Regions from separate parts of the Homo sapiens genome. Here regions 2 and 3 are each linked to region 1. The links are chromatin contacts, found by Hi-C or POLR2A ChIA-PET in ENCODE. All regions are on one chromosome and are shown on one strand. Each heading gives the region's core, a stretch centred on a gene start or an enhancer-like site at or near the end of the contact. The rest is flanking DNA. Distances are from core to core; before and after follow the strand shown.

Region 1 (4,737 bases), core at 1,674-4,173:
CATTCAGCATACTTTATTAAGCATACTTAAATGAACTCATTTAAGTACTAAACAGAATTTCTAGTCCTCATTTGAAACCATCCTCTGCAGAGGGCAGAGACAAAGTAGCTCCCAGGAGGATGTTCTTAACATTTAACCTGAGGAAAATGAGGGTAGCAGAGCAGGGCATAGAGGCGAAGGAATCCAGAGTTCACACAGAGGTGAAAATAGGTATATAGTTCACGAGGAAGTCGAGACTTTCCAAACTACTTTTTATTTTCTTTCCCATCCAGACAGTGCTCATTGGTCTGTCTGGTCATGGTGGGAAGATGGCGGTCTAATAGCTATGGTTCAAGGGTATACCATACTTTGGACAAGATGCTCTGTGATCCTAAGACAACTTAAGTTGTCTCATGAACAACTTCCATGGTAGCAGCAACACAATGAGTCTAATCCACATGCTGGCTCTTGTGATGAGCGTCACTGTGCCACAGACTGGAGGGGCAAACTAGAATACTGCAGCAATATGGAGCATAGCATCCCCATGGATTCCTTTGGATTGTGATGACTACATCTCTGAATCTGAATATAAGCTTCAATTATGGTTCCTTGGATTTGCTCCTGATTCTTTTTTCTTTTTTCTTTTTCTTTTTTTGAGATGGAATCTCGCTCTATCGCTCAGGCTGGAGTGCAGTGACACGATCTCGGCTCACTGCAACCTCCGCCTCCAGGGTTCAAGCGATTCTCCTGCCTCCGCCTCCCAAGTAGCTGGGATTATAGGAGTGCAGTCACCACGCCCAACTCATTTTTATATTTTTAGTAGAGATGGGGTTTTGCCATATTGGCCAGGCTGGTCTTGAACTCCTGACATCAGGTAATCCACCTGCCTTGGCCTCCCAAAGTGCTGGGATTACAGGCGTGAGCCACCGTGCTTGGCCTGCTCCCAATTCTTTACAAAGATGTGAAAGGGTCTTTAGTTCACCAGAGAGGAAACCCATGATGACTCCTTCTTCATGGGTTCACCTTAGGGCCCTATTTATATCATTTAATTATAATACATTTCAAAGCCAGCTAAGGCAACATGTGAGTCTGAGATACTGGAGAGCCAAACGAGATAGAGTAGAAATGAGGATTCCAGAGGAAAATAACACATTCGTCTCTACAGATTCTAAACTGCGAATCTATAATCCATATTTCTTCTCTTTGGAAATAAGGACAAAACAGATAGGCAAGAGGCATAGGGCACCTTAAGATATCAAAGAGGTCTTGACTTCTGAAAGAAAGGAAGATTAAACTTGAGGAGGACTTTCTAGGTTTACCACAATTGTCAAGTTGGTTCAAGGGCAATTCACACACTTCAAGTGGAAGAAATGTGCTCATAAGCTTCTGCTCTGCATCAGATATGTTGGGAAGTTAAGAATATTTTCAAATAGATGGTATGAACAATGAATTAAATCAGACAGAGTACACTGGTACCAAGTAGACTGTTACTACTGTTACTGAGACAACATCTCAGATCTCAGCTTAATAAAGTATCTTTCTTTCGACCTGAGAAAGACCAGTTACTCTATCTGAACTCTGCTTCATCATCTCGAAAGCGCAGTCTACCACTTACAATCTCACAGGGTCATTGTGAGAATTAAACATCCATGAGAGCTCTGGGCACACTGCTGAGGACAGAGTGGTATTCAAATGTTTAGTTTTGTCCAGGGTTCTTGCCCCTCTCCCACCCTGTGAATCTCTGCTTAACATTTAAGTTGGCCTGGTTTTATGCTCTATAAGTATCAATTCATTGCAGTGTTATTTTGGTTTTATGCTAATATCACACAGCCTGCCACTGATATGGCAAAGTTTGACATCAGCTTTGGATGAGGGTTTGCTTTTGGTGCAGAGGGAGGACACAAACACATACTAACATTAGGAAAACCCTTATCCCTAAAGGTAATACAGTTAATCAAGTCAGTATGCCAAATCTGGAGTTTATCCGGGACAACCCATACTGAACTTAGGACATGGTGAAAAAGCTTCTACTGTTGAAAAACTTGATACAGGATGGTTTCTGCCTGCAACCATATCATAAAACAACAATAAAGGATAGGGTTATAATATACTCCTGTTTCCTAAGTCACAAATCAGGACATGGTTTCTAATACATGTGAACTATCAAATGTTTATATAAAATGTCTGAAATAAATGATCTTAGAAAAATTCAGGATATATGTTCTCTAGATATATGCCACATATCTCTGAATATTTACTTCACAAATTTTTACCTCCCACAGAAAAACCATCCTCACAACAGTCAGGGCAGGTGGGGAAGGCAGAGAAAGAAATTTCAGGATTCACCACAGAATATTGGTAGGGGAAAAAAAGAAAGGAAGGAATTATCACAGCAATTGTTAGGAAAGATAGAACCAAAAGATGAACGAGAAAACAGTAGGTTGTGGGGATTCAGATGAGCACTCTCTCAAGATTGATCTGTTTGCAGGGCCTAAGGAAGTCATGAAGTCAAGAACAGTTTATATGCTTCTAATGAGAAAGACTGAAAGTTTTTCCAGCCTGATCAAGGTTGGGAATGAATGGATCCAAAAGCTTGGTCACTGGGGCAGTCCTCCCATCAGATGCCAAAACCAAGAAATTTGGGATCAGAGGAATACTCATGTTAATCAACTGGGGAAGAGTACAGAGACCACATACCTCACTCTCTACTTTTTCCTGGTGATATCATAACCCCCAAGTCTGGCACTTATTTTCTGTCAGAGTGAAGAGATATGCATTCTGGAGAGGTCCTAATGCCACAGAGATATGCAACAGGGCTATTTCTGTATGGAGATTCACATTACGTGAATGAAGCAGAGTGGCAACGTGTTGTACTTCCAGGTGGCAGCAGGAGGAGAATCAAACTGCCCATTATTACCCTGTACTGACTCTAAAGAATATGCGAGCTTTAGCCACATGGTGGCACGGTGAGTCTACTTACAGGCTTTCCTAATGTGAGGGCAGGGTGAGGTGGGGAGTAGAAAGAAAACAAGATCTGATAAACACCAGGAGACTTCAGGCAAACCATCGTTGGCTTGCTATTGTCACCGATGGGAATGATGAAAGGAAGAGACAGTAATAATGTGTATTATTTGACATAGAAAAACCCACAATCAGGCAATGAGTAAGCTCATCTAAATTTTCCACTGATATTTTCCCATTTTCAGCTTTGCTTTTCTTTTCCTTTCTAGGACTGTGATTTTTTTCCAACCTAATTTTTTTTTTTTTTTTTTTTGAGATAAGGTCTTACTGTCACCCAGGCTGGAGTGCACTGATGCAATCTCAGCTCACTGCAGCCCCGAGCTCCCTGGGCTCAAGTGGTTCTCCTGCCTCAGCCCCCCAAGTAGCTGGAACTACAGGAGTGTGCCATCATGCCTGGCTAATTTTTGTATTTATTGTAGAGACAGGGTTTCACCATGTTGCCCAGGCTGGTCCAACCTGAGTTTTTAAAAGGAAGGTTTATCAAAGAACCAGAAACTCAGGACAATACTGCTTAAAATAGGTTGCCTTTTTTCTTTAAGAGGTGTTTGTATATTTCTGTTTAAAGGGATAAGGCCTGTATTCAGAATAACTATCAGTGATATTGGTCCTTGTCTTACAATGAGGAAATATCAAAGATTAAAAAAAAAAAACTCACAAGATCCAAAGGAATAACACTTCAGTGATAACATTTTAGTCACTGTGACATATTAAGGGATACTTTTTGGCCCTGAATAAGGTAAAAATCCACCTGGACATCTAAAATCACACCTGTTGAGTAGGGACACCCATATCTAGTCCAGGATCAGTCTACATAAAATGCTTAAAATAGTTTTAGACTTTCCAAAATTCCATAACTAGAATATCCCTTGGAAATAATAAAAAATGCTCTAAAGCATTTCAAAACCAAATTTGAAAATCATGTTAAAGAATATAATCTGGTCTCCAGTTAATTCTGAGTTCACATTCTATAAACACATTTGTTTTCTTCTGAAATCTTTTGACTGTCTGTAAATGATTACCTCTTTAACATGATAGTGGGATATTCAGTTTTGCATGACACATATTTTCTCAGTGCCAGTAATACAGTAGATGCTCAATAAATGTTTATCATTCAAGTGAACTGTACTGTATTCAACTTCAGCTTGTCTAGCAAAGTCACAATGAATTCCTTTAAAAAACGTCTTCTATTCCAAGGTATACATCAGTTCCCAAAGCTCAGTGTGTTTCAAAGAAACCCAATCCCTAGGATTATACATAAAAGTTGCAGATGTTAACTTTTTGTCTTGATAACATGGCCCTCTAAACTAGAAGTCTTGGGATGAATGGTAAAATTCTAAGACAATAATATAGATTACTTTGCCACCTAGAAACTAGCTATGCTTAAGGGAAGTGTTGGCATGGGAGGAACCCTATCAATAATTCAAGTGATTTTAGATTACTATCCACATAACTATAAAAACAAAACATTTTAAAACAAAAAATTTTAGCTTAGTTGAAAAAAAAGAGAACTTCGGCTGGGCACGGTGGCTCACACCTGTAATCCCAGCACTTTGGGAGGCCGAGGCGGGTGAATCATGAGGTCAGGAGTTTGAAACCAGCCTGGCCAACATGGTGAAACACTGTCTCTACCAAAAATACAAAACAGCCAGGCATGGTGGTGTGCGCCTGTAGTCCCAACTACTCGTGAAGCTGAGGCAGGAGAATCTCTTGAACCCGGGAGGTGGAGGTTGCAGTGAG
Region 2 (4,737 bases), core at 1,435-3,934, 35 kb after region 1:
GAGAATGGCCAGAACCCAGGAGGCGGAGCTTGCAGTGAGCCGAGACTGCACCACTGCACTCCACCCTGGGTGACAGAGCGAGACTGTCTCAAAAAAAACAAAAAACAAAAAACAAAAGAAAACAAACTGCTGTAAAGGACATTACTGAAACAATCTGGATATTTCTTGTTCTCAGGAGATATGTGCTGAAATATTTAGGAATGAGAGTCTACAATTCTTTTTTTTTTGAGACAGAGTCTTACTCTGTTGCCCAGGTTGCAGTGCAGTGGCATGATCTCGGCTCACTGCAACCTCTGCCGCCTGGGTTCAAGTGATACTCCTGCCTCAGCCTCCCAAGTAGCTGGGATTACAGGCAAGTTCCACCACATCTGGCTAATTTTTATATTTTTAGTAGAGACGGGGTTTTGCCATGTTGGCCAGACTGGTCTCAAACTCCTGACCTCAGGTGATCCACCCACCTCAGCCTCCCAAAGTGCTGGGATTACAGGCATGAGCCACTGTGCCCAGCCTACAACTTACTTTTTTTTTTCTTTTTGAGATGGAGTCTTGCTCTGTCACCCAGGCTGGAGTGCAGTGGCACAATCTCAGCTCATTGCAACCTCCACCTCCTGGGTTCAAGAGATTCTCCTGCCTCAGCCTCCCGATTAGCTGGGACTACAGGCACGTGCCACCACACCCAGCTAATTTTTTGTATTTTTAGTAGAGACGAGGTTTCACCATGTTGACCAGGATGGTCTTGATTTCTTGACATGGTGATCCATCCGCCTCGGCCTCCCAAAGTGCTGGGATTACAGGCGTGAGCCACCACGCCCGGTCTACAACTTACTCTTAAATGGCTATTGGGGAAATACACACACATATATATATATAAAATATATTTTATATATAATATATTATATATATATAATAGAGAGACAGCGCGTGAGCGAGCATGCACGCAAAAATGTGGCAAAATGCTAACAATTGGTGAATCTAGAAGAAAGCTATATAGGTGTTCACTGTATTATTCTTAGAGCTTTTTTGTAGGTTTGACTTTTTTTAAATAAAAATTTGTGGAAAAAAAACTACAAGGTCTCCCATTCTAAAAAGAGATGTGTATTTTTTTTTTTAAGGAATCAACAGTTCTTAAAATCAACTAATACTATTAGTGATGTATTTGTTTCAAGTACCAACTACAAATGGAAAAAAAAAAATTCAGCTTGTGGAGCTGTATCCTGAACCACTGCAGCATTCATAAAATGGCAGACCAAGGAATGGCTGGTTTTGGATTGAGACCAACCCTAGAAGGAAAGGTCCATGGCCTGGACAGACAGGCAGCTCTCTCCTCTCACAAAATCAAGCTTCCTATTACCAGTGACCTTCCTAGAGAAACCTAAAGGGCACTGCTCTAGCCAGAGCTGCCTGAGTTCAGACTTTTTTTGGTACAGGCAGTCTGTCCCAAACATTCTCTCTGACTTTGGCTTTCAGGTCAGAGGACTTATCTGGTTTGCCTCAGGAGACTTTTTTTGGATTCAATTCAAGGGTACCAAAAACATCTAGGAGATGCCAGGTATGATGCTAAGTACTGAGGTTGCAAAGATGAACAAGCCAAAGAAGAACCCTGATCCAGAAAAAATCAGACTGTCAATAACTAATAAGCAACATTAAAAGCACTATGTTGGAGGTATCTCCTACAGGACACTGGGGAGAAAAAAAGGGAGCAGATTTGTCCAAACATCAGGGAACACCAAAGAGCAAAGGCCATATCTGACCCAGAGGCTGATTACTTTTCCAGAGAGTAAAGGCATTCCAAGTTCAGGAAGGTGCACAGGCCACGGCATGGAAAGGCCAAAGGGTCAACTCACTTGGACAACGGTGAGCAGAGTTCATTAGTTAGAGTATAGGATTGAGAGTGGTGGGTGGTAAGAGTTGAAGCAGCTCATCAATCCCTGCCTGCAGCGGAGAGCACTCACTGTAGGTCTCTGAACTGGATCTCTTATTCATTTTCCTCTTGAATGAGGATACCTGATCTCCAAGATTTACTCAACACTTATGTAATCTACACACTGCAGGGGACTACTATCATGAGCAAATTCTTGTTCTTAAGGAGTTTATATACTAGCACTAGAAGATTGTATAGAATAAATTCACAGAGAACTCTGACTTAGGAACAATGCATTAATGATCCTAAGAAGTATTTTTGTAAACATATTTTTAAAAGTTGGACTTCACAGAAAGAAGAAAGATCACTTTCAGAGAAGACATGAATAGAGAAATCAGGAAAGGCTTTCTGTAGGTGGTGGCACAGGGGCCAGACCTTAATGGTACAACATAGGTGAAAACATTGAAAACACGGAGAAGACATTCCAAGGGAAACAACTAACCTAAGTTAAAATGTAGAGGTAGCTCTGCAGATAGATACTGCCTAAGTGCACGGATTCCTAAACACTCTGCTTAGATTCAGAACTAAACATATTTCTTTAACAATATTTACTGTGTGAGGCTGAGACTTGATTCTAGCCTGTTTTGTGTTTTCTACGACACTACCAACTTTCTTTGTGGGTTGGTTGCTTGGCAGCAGGGGTGGGAATAGTTGGGAATGGACAAGAAAACAAGCCGGCAGCGTAGAACCACCTCAGAGTTCAAAATTGGTAATCTACTTCCTGTGTTCTTAGCAAAGTCTTGCAGTCCAGGGCAGTGACCTGGGGCATTTGGACTTAAAATCTGCTGTTTACATAATCACACATTCCCTATATAAAGAGGTCCTTGTGAAGTCTGCCAATCTGTCAGTTCTAGTCACAGTCAGTTCAAACAAGCACCTGACCAAGGAAACTGAGACCAGACTGGGGGTGTGGGAGAGAACTGGTCAAACTCGTTGGGTAATTTTATGATTACTGAGCATTACATTTAAGTCACAGGCAAGGACCAAGGACGCTAAGATTATTCAACACCTAATAAGCCTAAGTATTGTGTTAGTGCTTTCACACACTGCCTCACATAATCCTCTTAACAACCCAACGAGTAGTATTAACTCAGATAAGTAAACTGAGGCTTAAAGGTTAAATTACTTGCTCAATGTCATATAGCTAGTAAATGCTGATGCCCACATCTGAGTCCACAAACCTAGCTTATGCCCCACTGCCTGTTACACTCCCTCAGTCAGCAAACAACTGGGGAACTCTGTTTCAATCCAGGTGATGCTCTCCTACAGACAGATGAAGCTTTAGTCTGGCCTTGTGCATATACTGCCTGAGCTTTGATAGTCTTAATTTCTTCGCCTCCCTGGACTTTAACATTCCTCTGATCAGTTCTTAATGCTGTTTCAAATGAGTTTTTTTCTGTGCCAGTCTTCTCAAGACTGAAGTGGGTCCATTCTCCTTTGAAAGACAACCCAGGTCTTTGCTCTCAGTTTTCAAAAAATTTCACCAGACCCTCCTAGCTGGCTTCCCATTCCTAACTCTGCAATTAACATATCCTCTGTTGGTCTCACCTGCTCACAGCCTTAGCCCTATCTAACTACTGTCAGCAAGTCCCAACCCAAGCTATATCCTCTTCTAAAACATCCTCTCTGCCTCAGTCTGCCAAATTTCCACCTTCCATTTCAGTTCCTAAAGTCTATTTTTTCCTCAATAAAAGTTCTCATCAGGAGGAGTTATGACTTCTCTGAACTAAACAAGCATTTCCCCCCATCCCATCACCTCTGCCTGGTCATAGCACAGTGTGTACTTAGGTGACCTTGAACAAGATGTTTCTGTTATTTACGTGGCTGCTCAAGCTTTGTCCTGTGGACTATATATTCCTAATGACTTCTTTCTGTACAGTCCCTCAAACTGTAAATGCTTTGAAAGCAAAGACTAACTTTATAGTTCATCTTCAATACAATGCTGAAGAGACAAGTGTTTATAAAAGTGTAAACTGAGAGTGTGCTAAGCTTTTAAAAGCAAAGATAGATGGACTCCATCTGTCAAAACAGAACAAAACAAAACAAAAAGCCCACCCTTGCTATCACACAATGCAGTTTCCATGTTTTTACAAGAAAATCCTTCCTGGGTATGAAAATCACAATCAAGTAAAATATTAAAATATAGGGTTCATAAATCACCAAACAGTGTGAGCACTATAAGCCAGGACCTGATTTTTTTTTTTCTTAAAGGAAGACAGAATGTTACTCAAAAGATGACGAACTGCAAAAGGTTAAATACAGGCTAAAACCCTTGGCTTCCCAACTTGATCAGTTTACGTAACTCAGAAGGTGGAAAAACTTGGAATCTGGCCTAAAATAACACTGACTTATTTCCATTCAAGTTATGCTACAAGGGAAAAAATGTGAAGTTTGAAAACTTTCCTTTCCAAAGCCAGATTTAGACAAGTTGAAGGAAAAAGAAATAAATGCTACACTGCAGCCCACTGCAGCTCCACAATGGCCTGTTTTTGCCCACTCAAAGTAGATTCCTCTTCCTTGTTCCTCAAGCAGGATCTCCTTAGCTAGCTGGCTTGTGTTCAAACTGAATAGTATGTGGCCTGGCTTGTGCCAGGTTCACAAACCATGCTGGTATTGCATAAACTTCCACAACTACATGACCTTGGTTAAGAGCACCAGAGGGCAAGCCAGCCTAGCCAGTGCAGAGGACGTATAGAATCACCAGCAGAAATAGCCATCCAGGAATACAAACTTTTCTAAAAGTGGGTGGGAATCATTAGTGCACAAGGGTTTGGTCACTCTTGTATAAAGCTGTGTGCCTATTACTATTTCTGTTC
Region 3 (4,737 bases), core at 1,046-3,545, 36 kb before region 1:
AGAATTAAATTAATATATATTTTTCTGAATAAACTTACTTAGAAAATATCATTTTCTTTCCTATATTTCAAAATTGAGGTATTGCAAAAGATCATGTCAGTCAGAAAGCATGCCTTTTTCCTTAAAAACAAAAAAAAAAATCTGCCAACTTTTGAAAACTGTCTAGAATACAAAAAGTAGTAGTGCATAACAAAATTTCTTGTACAGATGAAAAAAAACCCACAAACATAGAAAAAAACAAACAAAACCACACCTGGGCTGGAAAAAAGCAATTATTACCAAAAAGCCTCAAAAAGGGGAGGATTCTAAAATAAGCATTTTTAATCCAGTAAAAAACTATTTTGTTTTTCCTTTTTGAAAACAAACTATAGCTTGAGAGCCAGTAATTGCAACTAAACATGGGAGAACAAAACAAAAACAAGCAACACTAACTTAAGACAGTACAAGGACATCACAGCACAGAAAACACAGCGACTTAAATCTATTCTGCAGTGTCATATCCAGTCAGATTGTCCCCAGAATTCCAAAACATAGGAAGAAGATTAAAAAAAGATTTACATAGTCTTGCAATCATTGTGTGTGTTTATATATTACTATCTGCAGCCCAAGGGTGAATGCTAGAAAAATGTCCACGCTAGTGCTAGCAGGCCTTCATTCTAGACCACGCTAGTGCTAGCAGGCCTTCATTCTACTCAAGCTTAACAGGATAAATCCAGGGAATTAAGTAGTTAGTTTCTCACTCAGACAACCAACTCTGCCCAGGCCATCTTATTTTGTACAGACATTTCTTTAGCATCACCATTACACAACTTTCTTAAAAATGTGCCTAGTTTGTCAATCTGACAACTTATCTCTATATCCTGTATATATTCTTAGTGTTTGTAAGCTAAGATGAGCTCTTTGGTTTTCTGGACAAGGTCTGAAGCTATGTAAAATGGTGCAAGCACTAAGAGATTGTAACTAAGAGCTCATGTGTTAGTTTATAATATATCAGTTATGAACTGTCAAGTTCATTAATGTCTGACAGAGGCTTTAAACAGTTAAGTTTGATCACAGTTAGACATAATCACTTTACTATATAAAATAAATTTCACAATATATAACAGAGCACCGCAAAGTACTTCATCTACCATCCACAAATTTGCTTGAAGAATATCCTACACCTAGGTTTTATATCGGTTGTAATATAGGTCATTCTGTTATGGGCTCTTCCCATTCAGAGCATTCCATTTATTGAGGCATGCCTTCCTCCGGTCAATTACCAATTCTTTGAATGAAAAAAACTTTTTTTAAAAAATGAGTATTTTTATAGCTTATATAGATTCTTAATTTGTGCATTGTGGGAACGTTTTATACTAGACATTGGATATAAAATTTATTGCATGCAGCAACCTGATTAAGTAAACATGCAGTCAGAAATAGTGACCTTCCACCGAAGCTTTCTGAAGTCTATTCTGATCTCCGTTCGGCAGCTGACTCTATCCCTAAAATCACAAAAGTGTGTTGTTGGGTTTTTGTGTTTAATTGATATCCTAGCCTGAATAGAGTATTATGGTATTAATAATACCATTTTAATAGCAGCAAAAGCTATTGCAGCATAAATTTACATAATACTAAAAGATCTAACCAAAATCCTCGGCAAAACAAAAATCAAACATGAAGGAAAAATAAAAGATCCAGCTTATGAGGTATCCTTACAAGTCAAAATAGAGAGCAACTAAAGGCTTATTTTCATGAAGGGTTATCCTTACTCTAAGTGACCCGAGCTAATGATTGCTGAATTGTTGTGAAGTTTTTGCTACATCTGCCACCTACTCACGAGTATTACCTTTGGTAAGTCTTGTCCTAGGGGCAACTCTCTAAGTTTCTGAAAATAAGTGCATGCTCCAGTTCAAAACAATCAGAACAACACCACAACAACAAACAAAAGAATCACAGACAGTAGCCTGACGGCCGCTGATGAGAATGGCAGTCTACATACTGTCACGAGTGACAAATCAGGTATAAAAAATTAAGGTACCAAGCAGACAAAGGTGTGAATCAAAGTGCAAATCAGTACCATTCTACACTCTGCAATTCTGCATTATACTGGACACTGAGTTCAGTAATATGACTGTAAATAATAATAATAATAATAAAAAGACCCAATTCTTCTTTAAAAATCGAGAACGAATGCACAGATTTCCAGAACACTGTAAGCCCTGAGGCAGTGCCCTCTCTTTTCCCTCCTTGTTATCTACTCCAGTACTTGTGGCTGGGTCGGCCCGTGGCTCAGCTCCAGCGGAACGGGACGTGACGAGGGCGGTCGCCTCCCTCCTTCACCAGCGGTTTGTGGAACTCCCGCCCGGCTCGGGAATGTATGCTCGCCCAGCAGTATTCACAGTAATACTGCAGACAGGTGACGTTGGCACAGAAGAACGGGGCAAACTTCCCACCACAGCGTGTGCCCTGGCACTCATCACACATCTGATCATCCAGCACATATGGCTTTACTTCAACCTGGACCCAAAGAGGAAAGACAGAGAAAAATGATTTAGCAAAGCTTCCTTACATGTCTTGCTTTTGAGAGTTTACACTATAGCTTCAACGTATGTCTCAATCAGACGCTGCTTTCAACTCTGCTGATACTGGATGGTGGTTGAGAGCATGGGCTTTGGAATAAGCTCCTTGATTTACATCTTGCGTGATATTAGACAAATTCTTAAAATCTCTGTGCCTCTGTTTGCTCTATCACTGTATCTGTAAAATGGGTATGTTTACACACACATAAACACATTACACACACACATTTGTGTAATCTGTAAATGGGTATAACAGTGTTTACATCAAAGGGTGCTGGGGAGGATTAAGAGGGGCTGTGCACGTCAAAGCGCATGAGCTGAATCCTGAAAGCCGGGCAGCATCTGACAATGCAGGCAAAGAAGAACATTGCAGGGAGAGGAAGCAGCCAGGACAAAGGCCATAAGCAGGAGGAGGCAGGCACATCCTTGGGAGATGCTGTAGCTGAAGCCAGGCCCGAGGGCAAGAGGCACAATGAATATGGGAGGAGCTGAAGGGAGATGCTGCTGTGAGGCTGTGCACCTCAGTGTCGTAATGACACAGCTCCCTGAGACTAACACCCCAACATTGCATACCATGGACTGGAGAGGAAAAGGGACTCACAGCTGAGGTGTTAAGAAGCTACTATAATAATTGGGGCTTTTTTATTTTTGGAACTTTCTCTGTTGACTTAATCTCCCCCCAACACTGGAAACTTCAATAGACGACAACTTTTCATCATAGCCCTTTAGGGAACCTTTTTAAATCTAAACGAAGCAAAGCTGCATGACTGAAAACCAAAAAAAGAAAAAAGTTACCACGTTCTCACCCACTTTCCTTTCCTAAAACTTTAGAAAAGAAACATCATTAACTTTATCATTTTTTTTTTTAATTATTATTTTTTGAGATGGAGTCTCACTCTGTCGCCAGGCTGGAGTGCAGTGGTGCGATCTCGGCTCACTGCAAACTCTGCCTCCCAGGTTCAAGTGATTCTCCTGCCTCAGCCTCGCGAGTAGCTGGGATTACAGGAGTGCGCCACCACGCTCGGCTAATTTTTTTCTTTTTCTTTTTTTTTTTTTTTGAGATGGAGTCTTGCTCTGTCGCCCAGGCTGGAGTGCAGTGGCACGATCTCGGCTCACTGCAAGCTCCGCCTCCCAGGTTCACGCCATTCTCCTGCCTTAGCCTCCTGAGTAGCTGGGACTACAGGCACCCGCCACCACGCCTGGCTAATTTTTTGTATTTTTAGTAGAGACGGGGTTTCACTGTGTTAGCCAGGATGGTCTCGATCCCCTGACCTCGTGATCCACCCGCCTCGGCCTCCCAAAGTGCTGGGATTACAGGCGTGAGCCACCATGCCTGGCACACTCGACTTATTTTTTGTATTTTTAGTAGAAACGGGGTTTCACCATGTTAGCCAGGCTGGTCTCAAACTCCTGACCTCAGGTGATCTGCCTGCCTCAGCCTCCCAAAGTACTGGGATTACAGGCGTAAGCCACCATGCCTGGTCGAAATAGTATCTTATTGTGGTTTTGATTTGCATTTTTCTAATGACTGACAATGTTTAGCATTTTTTTCATGTGCTTGTTGTCCATTTGTATATCTTCTTTGGAGATATACAACTCAATGGGGAAATGCATAGAGAATAATTCACATAAGAATTCACAGACAATTCACATAAAAATATTTGTATTAGCTGGTTGTGGTGGGAAGCAGCTGCAATCCCAGCTACTCAGGAGGCTGAGGTGAGAGGATCACTTGAGCCCAGGAGTTCAAGCCTGGCCTGAGCAGCATACTGTTTCCCTGGCTCTTAAAGAAAAAAAAAAAGATGTTCATATTTACTCGTAGTCAGGAGAAAAACTGATGCCATTTTATTCTCATCAGACTGGCAAACATTTAAAAGACTGATAACTATTTCTCATCATTTGCTGATAGAAATATGAATTGCTACATCTTTTTTTTTTTGAGACGGCGTCTCACTCTTGTTGCCCAGGCTGGAGTGCAATGGCGCAATCTCAGCTCACTGCAACCTCCACCTCCCACAACCTCCACCTCCCAGGTTCAAGCGATTCCCCTGCCTCCGCCTCCCAAGTAGCTGGGATTACAGGCGCCCATCACCACACCCAAATATAATTTTTATATTTTTAGTAGAGATGGGGTTTCACCGTGTTGGCCAGGCTGGTCTCAAATTCCTGACCTCAG

Evidence for each region. A loop is a pair of places that touch in the nucleus more often than their neighbours do. ChIA-PET counts read pairs that join two places held with the same protein, here RNA polymerase II (POLR2A). Pooled maps may share reads with other maps.
Region 2: a loop to region 1 is called in a map of Caco-2, with 4 times the contacts of the local background. The contact joins two enhancer-like sites. A Hi-C loop is called at or near these places in 5 of 168 maps with a recorded cell type or tissue (CD4-positive, alpha-beta memory T cell, Caco-2, PC-3 and 2 more) and 2 of 50 pooled maps. POLR2A ChIA-PET finds 5 or more read pairs at or near these places in 5 of 52 experiments (AG04450, HepG2, MCF 10A and 2 more).
Region 3: a loop to region 1 is called in a map of DLD1, with 5 times the contacts of the local background. The contact joins two enhancer-like sites. A Hi-C loop is called at or near these places in 2 of 168 maps with a recorded cell type or tissue (DLD1 and MCF 10A). POLR2A ChIA-PET finds 5 or more read pairs at or near these places in 6 of 52 experiments (BJ, OCI-LY7, Panc1 and 3 more).

The regions. Positions count from the first base shown.
Region 1 is chr10:92,084,993-92,089,729 of GRCh38, forward strand. All of the region lies in intron 8 of CPEB3 (cytoplasmic polyadenylation element binding protein 3), which reads right to left. Among named protein-coding and RNA genes, the nearest start is that of BTAF1, 160 kb to the left of the region's middle. Within about 2 kb of position 2,924, at least 9 of the 41 ENCODE cell types and tissues checked have a DNase peak (open chromatin) inside an H3K27ac peak, as active enhancers do.
Region 2 is chr10:92,120,492-92,125,228 of GRCh38, forward strand. All of the region lies in intron 6 of CPEB3 (cytoplasmic polyadenylation element binding protein 3), which reads right to left. Among named protein-coding and RNA genes, the nearest start is that of CPEB3, 170 kb to the right of the region's middle. Within about 2 kb of position 2,685, at least 14 of the 41 ENCODE cell types and tissues checked have a DNase peak (open chromatin) inside an H3K27ac peak, as active enhancers do.
Region 3 is chr10:92,049,941-92,054,677 of GRCh38, forward strand. CPEB3 (cytoplasmic polyadenylation element binding protein 3) reads right to left here. Exons shown (of 10, transcript NM_014912.5): 10 at 1-2,499. The coding sequence ends at 2,272. Among named protein-coding and RNA genes, the nearest start is that of BTAF1, 130 kb to the left of the region's middle. Within about 2 kb of position 2,296, at least 2 of the 41 ENCODE cell types and tissues checked have a DNase peak (open chromatin) inside an H3K27ac peak, as active enhancers do.